Linked DNA regions of Homo sapiens: region 2 is linked to region 1. The links are chromatin contacts, found by Hi-C or POLR2A ChIA-PET in ENCODE. All regions are on one chromosome and are shown on one strand. Each heading gives the region's core, a stretch centred on a gene start or an enhancer-like site at or near the end of the contact. The rest is flanking DNA. Distances are from core to core; before and after follow the strand shown.

Region 1 (2,984 bases), core at 279-2,778:
GTTAAAAGCTTAACATACTTCTGATGCTTAAACCAAATCTTACAAAAGCACTGTAAATAAAGGATTTTGTTGTGTTTTGTTATTTAATGAAAGGGAGTTGCCGACTCTCCCCATAGATGTCAAGCGCTAAGAAAAGATGGATCCCAACTGGAGCCAACAGACAGATGATGTATCATGGTGCCTCTGACATTTGGTAACCTCCAGGCCCTCAGAGCAATTGCTCAGGGAAATGCAACATTGTAGGTCTGGATCTGTTCTACCAGATGGAAATTAGTGCCTTAAAATAGCCCAGCATTTTTCCCCCACCACTGAGAACATTTTAAATGGAATCTCTTTTAGATTTAAATATTTTTAAATCTTCAATGGACATTTAATGAATCCTTATAGAATAGCTTTTATTTTCTTGATAATTGATGAAATTAATATCATCTGTTTTAATTTCAAAGCATGCCAAGCATTTTAACCTGCAAATCCGTAACCTACCAGGATTGAACTTTAACTACTAGATTTTAAGGTGCTAATTCTTAATAATTTCTATTTAATTTTTTTGTAAATTTTAACCAGAACCTAAGCTCTGACTTTGTGATTCAGTTATGTTTGTATATACATGTCTTCATTTTTGAGTGAGTAAGAATATTAGAGTTGTTCTATGGATTTGATGCGATATATGCATTGTGATTTTAAGGAGAGCATGTTTCTCATTTAGATATTGACTAGAAATAGAGAAAACCTAACCAACAACTTCTTAATTTACTTTGTTTGTTTAATGAGCAGTTTGGGTTTGGTATTAATTTCTGCCTTCATAAATTTCCCTTCTCTTGAATAATGAGGATCTTTCAACCCACTGCCCTTCCATGTGAAAATGGTTTTTTAAACAACCTTGGTTATAGTTTTAAACTTCGCTGGAAGAATTAGGTCATCCAAAATATGTGTGGGGTGTGAAGTTTTGTTTTCTGCACAAAGACTTGTCATGAGTCTAAACATTTCTCTCTCAAGTAATTTACAATTTAATTACCTTGTGTTATGTTCCCTCAGGAAGGGGAGGAGAAGGGAAAGGAAGAAAAGGCAAAAAAAAAAAGTTTTAAAAATGTGTGCTGCATTCAGGATTTAGATTTCACCTTATAAAGTTTTTATTACAGCGTCCTCCTCCCCTCATTGTGCCATGAAATAGTGAATCACTCTGCTTGGTCTCTGAGGACAGATGCTGTTCTCATGTTTTATCCTGACACCTCCGAGATGAGCTTTCCATATGAAGGAAGGGAGGACATTTGATGTGTCCAGTGTTGTTCTGGGGCCTCCCCTTCTCTGGAAGTCACTGACACGTGTAGTTTTGGCATTGAAGCCCAGCGGGAGACGACATTTGGCCAATTCCCCTGCTGATTAATGTGCCTGAGGGTCCATGCCACCCTTTGCCCCCTTCCAGTGCATTAGTTTAAAAAAAAAAAAAAAAAAAAAAAGGCTTTCATACGCTCCACTGCCGGGTGAGCTGGGCACAGGTCCAGCGGCGCCAGCAATTTTCCGTCCTTTGTGTGAGTGATCAGAGGCCAACCCCACAAAACTGACAGTGGTTGCACTCAGTGCTACTAATGATCTTCAGTAGCCGAAGACTTCCTTCCTCGTGTGGCCTGAATGTTTTTACTGGGTAAATATGTGATCTGGAAAGTGGCCACAGAGACGCAGCCTGATAAAGTTCATCGTGTGCTTCACATGTTCATGCTGACTTTTCCGCTGAAGCTCATCAGGTCTGTGGCAGGCAAAGACAGAACTTACGAGACAGAAAATGAAAAGTTCGCTTTTGCCTTATAGGCAGTTTGCAGATATGCTTTCTGAAATGTGTCGGCCTCACTTTGTTCATTCTTTTCTCACTGAAAAGAGCTTTGCAGTCAAGCTAACAATGCATGTGGTGGACTATTTTTAAGACCAAGGAGTCTTTGGCTCTGGCTTACCTTTACCTGTCCTTTTCCACTTCTCCACTTCTTCATCCTGAACATCCAGTGAGTCCGGAACAGCCAAGTTACTGCTTGTGTAATGGGCACAAAAGTAGGTGATCATGCTGTGACTGGCTGTCAGTGCATTTACATGCTCTCCAACACACATAAAAAAAATAAAAGCCATCACTCCAGTCACAGAGTCAAATGCTACAAATAAAAATTAATCTCTAAGGAGTTTTGGATTGTTTTTTTTGTAGGGGTATAGAGAGTCTCACTCCGTCCCCCAGGCTAGAGTGCAGTGGCTCAATCATAACTCACTGCAACCTCAAACTCCTGGTGGGTTCGAGGAGCTTCCAGACTCAGCCTCCCTAGTAGCTGGGACTACAGGCACATGACACCACACCTGGCTAATTTTCTTATTTTTTGTAGAGATGGGGTCTTGTTATATTGCCCAGGCTGGTCTCAAACTCCTGAACAACTTCGAGACCAGCCTGGGCAATATAGCAAGTTGCTCAAGTGATCCTCCCACCTTGGCCTCCCAGAGTGCTAGGATTATAGACATGAGCCACTGTTCTAAAGAGATTTTAATTCTGTACCCTACCTTCACTTAGTGCTAATCAAACCACGTAAGATGGTAGTTTTTATATATTTATTAAATTTCTGAAGACGTTATCAACCACCTTATGGTTTTTTGTTCTAAAAACAAACCAACTGTGACCAGACAGAAATTTCCTTGGAATTATGTATTTACAAAAATTCTTATGGGGAGGGTAAAAGTGGCTGAAACTCCTCTTTGGCCTTTGTGCATTGGCTGTGTAGAGACCTGGTGAGAGATGGTGACTGTGGGCTGGAACTAGGCTACCAGGGATTGAACATCTAATTTTTCAATATGCTAGCTTGCTCTGGCAAATACCTCTAGAAGCAGGCTTCAGCTCCTTCAGATAAATAATCCCTACAGGTGCTTAAAGAATTTTCAAGATTTTATAAAAAACCTAAAAAGGTTAGGAATATGTGTGTTCGGATGAATCCTCAGAAAGCTGGAATAAAAAACTT
Region 2 (2,984 bases), core at 333-2,832, 200 kb before region 1:
TGACACAGGTGTTCCCATGCACCACCCCCACACATACTTTAAGAAGATGTGGGCATATATTATCTTTGTCCACTTTTAATTTCGAAATGATCTTGCAAAGACCAAACCCACAGACTCTTGTGGAGGAGATGGACAGTAACCAGCAGTGATGGATCTGTCTGGTTGTGCAGAGCATGCTGTGGGAACCACATGGGCTGTGTGTTGATCTCTGTGTGGGCACCCGCTTCCCTCCTCCTCCAACCTGCCCCCTTCTCTGGACTGTCTTCATATCACTGGGAGAAAGGCAGTTCACGAGTTGGATGTAATGCATGCTATCTGTTTTTATTGTAGAGGTTTGACTAGGACCGAGTAAAATCCTTAGGAGGCCCCCAGCACAGAAGATAGTATTACATGCTGCTCCTGTACACCCCAATATATAATTCAAAATGACACAAAATTTAAATTTATATTTAAATTAAAGTACCTTCTTCAAAATATTTCTTTGGAATATTTTGATGTCAAAATTTTAAATAAATTTGTTAAAGATAAGCTTTTCTTTTGGGGTGACACATGGAATCCAAGCATACACTTAGTAAGACTTATGTGATCCAGCATGGGGTTGGCCCCAGATCCCTCCAGAACACAATTCAAGATTATTTCATAATAGAAGTGATGCCTGACACAAGTCTTGTAAAATGAGCAAAGTGTTTCCAGCCTTTTTAAGTTTGCCACTTATACTGGGAGGAGAGGTTGGGCTGGACTGCAGGTGCAGTTGGCAAAACTGTCCTGTCAATGCAGACATAATTCTGGGAAATTACCAATACCCTGGACAATTTGCAGTAAATTTTTGCCAGGTAGATAATTTATCTGCTTTTAATATCTCTTAGTTGAGGTGTTAAGAAATAGCAGAATGCCCCAAGGATTACTGATAGGTGGTGAGAAGGAATTTGAGGGGAGTCAGAGACAGGGCAGGTTGACAAACCGGACAGTCACCTGCTGAGTAATTAAATAAAGGTTATGATTTATTTTAATGTAGTTGCAAAATATCTGGTTAGGGTGTGTGTGTAAATATATGTGTGTGAGAGACAGACACACACAGACACAGGCAGAGATGGAAGAAGCCAAAAGGTGATGTCCACAATTAAATTTAGATTAATATTTGCTGGGATTTTGATTGGATTTACTTTCTGTCTTGAAAGAGATTAAACTTTAACAAAATGCTTTCCAGTTCTTAAACATATATAATTATCTATTTTTTAAAAAAGGTATGGTAAAGGTCTTAATTTCTGCCATCTCATTCCCTCTGGTTAAAAAAAAAAGAAAGAAAGAAAAAAAATCACCCAGCAGAGCCATCTATCTTGTATAATCATCCTCATAAACCCCTAAAGTATGCTTTGCTCCCAAAACATTATTGGCATGGATCCTGGCATACAATCATCACACCAGTAATTACAGCTGTTAACTGGAATATAGTCGTTAGTATTTACTAGCCTCTATTATGAACACATAAATCATTTCATAAAACGGTGAGTGGACACATTACTTGTCGTTTTGTTTATGTTAGACATTCTCTGCAGGTATTCTACATGAAAGTTAAAGCATTCTGAGGCTCTTTTTGTAGACTGTGCTTATCATTAATAGAAAGCAGCATGTGTGCATCCTGCAAGCCCATTTCCTTATTTAAAGTGGGCATCCTTCCTCTGCTGAGATGTGCTTCCTCTTTCGTTACAAGACTGAAGATCAAGCCTTTGTAAACCCTTAAAGGTACATCCCTTCCAAATGACCTTTTGTCCTGAGCGACGAAGATGTATTGTTTAGTCCACTCAGAATTACATGGGGTGTCCTAAGAATTTTTGTTTTGGTTAATTAAATTTGGAAATGTGTCATTTTTTCCTATTATAAAGCATAAATGAAAGTCCAGTCAAATTGATTTTAGAGTTCTGGTAGATGAGATAATTGCAGAAGCTAAATGATTTAGGGTTTAAAAATGTGTTTAGCTTTTCTTCACTTAGAGAAACTTAAAACATATTTAACTTAAGTGAACTTGTCTGTGCTTCTTTTAATCTTATAAGGTGAGTTTATATCAATGTCATATGCTAAGCAGTCTTATGAATTAAACTAAATGGAATGAGGCGCTGTTTGTGTGAACAAAAGTATTCATTTTACACATAAAGATGTTTGTTCAAAGAAGCTAAAATGGAGATCTAAATCAGAATTCATTGAAATATGTAAGATATTGTTTTACAAGCTAGATTTTTTTAAGGCGGGCCCTTTAATAGTAGCTTTCGCCAAGAGTTCTGTTTTTCTTTAAAGTTTTGAAGCTTTTTTTAAACCTTTGTTCAAAGAACTATAGACACTAGAATTTTTTTAAGAGTCCAAAAGTGTAGAAGAACAGGACTCTGCAGTGGCAATGAGTTTATATATTGTATCATGATAGAAAGCCAATTTGATTAATATGACAAAACCTCCATTTTCTTCTACTGTACATGTTCAAATTTTGCAGATCATTTTGTGAAGTTTTTACTTTCCGTTAAAAATATATTTTTAATAAAAACTTTTCATAAACTTTATGAAATGTAAATTTATGGCTTCTTGCTGTGTCTGTATTATTACATGCTATTTACCCTGTTTTCTAATAACTGTCTTGTACTCTGCTATTTCCTTACATTTGTTTCTGGAAGAATCTTCCTTGCCTTTAGCTGCCATGTTCATAGAGCAGTAAGTTCTGCTGTTGTTTCTCACTCCTGCCAAATATGCTTATCATTATGTTGATGATTTCTCTTCCTATTCCAAACCCTAACACTTTTCTCCTGGACTTGCAAGAATTTCTCCCTCCATCTCTGCATATTTTATATATTCAAATAAAAATCTTTCAAATTCCCTGCTTTAAAATAAAATCACCTTAGCCCCTTTCTGAGCATGCTAAACTCAAAGGAAAAGAAAATATTAATTAAGCCCTGGGTTGCAGAGCTTTCTACCTGTGAATCTCTCTATATCTGGCTGCC

What was found. Hi-C counts contacts between places; a loop is a spot of excess contacts on that map. ChIA-PET counts read pairs that join two places held with the same protein, here RNA polymerase II (POLR2A). Pooled maps may share reads with other maps.
Region 2: a loop to region 1 is called in a map of cardiac septum, with 2.3 times the contacts of the local background. The contact joins two enhancer-like sites. A Hi-C loop is called at or near these places in 3 of 168 maps with a recorded cell type or tissue (cardiac septum, endothelial cell of umbilical vein and heart left ventricle) and 2 of 50 pooled maps. POLR2A ChIA-PET finds 5 or more read pairs at or near these places in 1 of 52 experiments (PC-9).

What each region holds. Positions count from the first base shown.
Region 1 is chr6:1,831,600-1,834,583 of GRCh38, reverse strand. All of the region lies in intron 7 of GMDS (GDP-mannose 4,6-dehydratase), which reads left to right. Among named protein-coding and RNA genes, the nearest start is that of FOXC1, 220 kb to the right of the region's middle. Within about 2 kb of position 1,528, at least 7 of the 41 ENCODE cell types and tissues checked have a DNase peak (open chromatin) inside an H3K27ac peak, as active enhancers do; they include endothelial cell of umbilical vein, where a contact is called at or near this core.
Region 2 is chr6:2,027,314-2,030,297 of GRCh38, reverse strand. All of the region lies in intron 4 of GMDS (GDP-mannose 4,6-dehydratase), which reads left to right. Among named protein-coding and RNA genes, the nearest start is that of GMDS, 220 kb to the left of the region's middle. Within about 2 kb of position 1,582, at least 2 of the 41 ENCODE cell types and tissues checked have a DNase peak (open chromatin) inside an H3K27ac peak, as active enhancers do; they include endothelial cell of umbilical vein, where a contact is called at or near this core.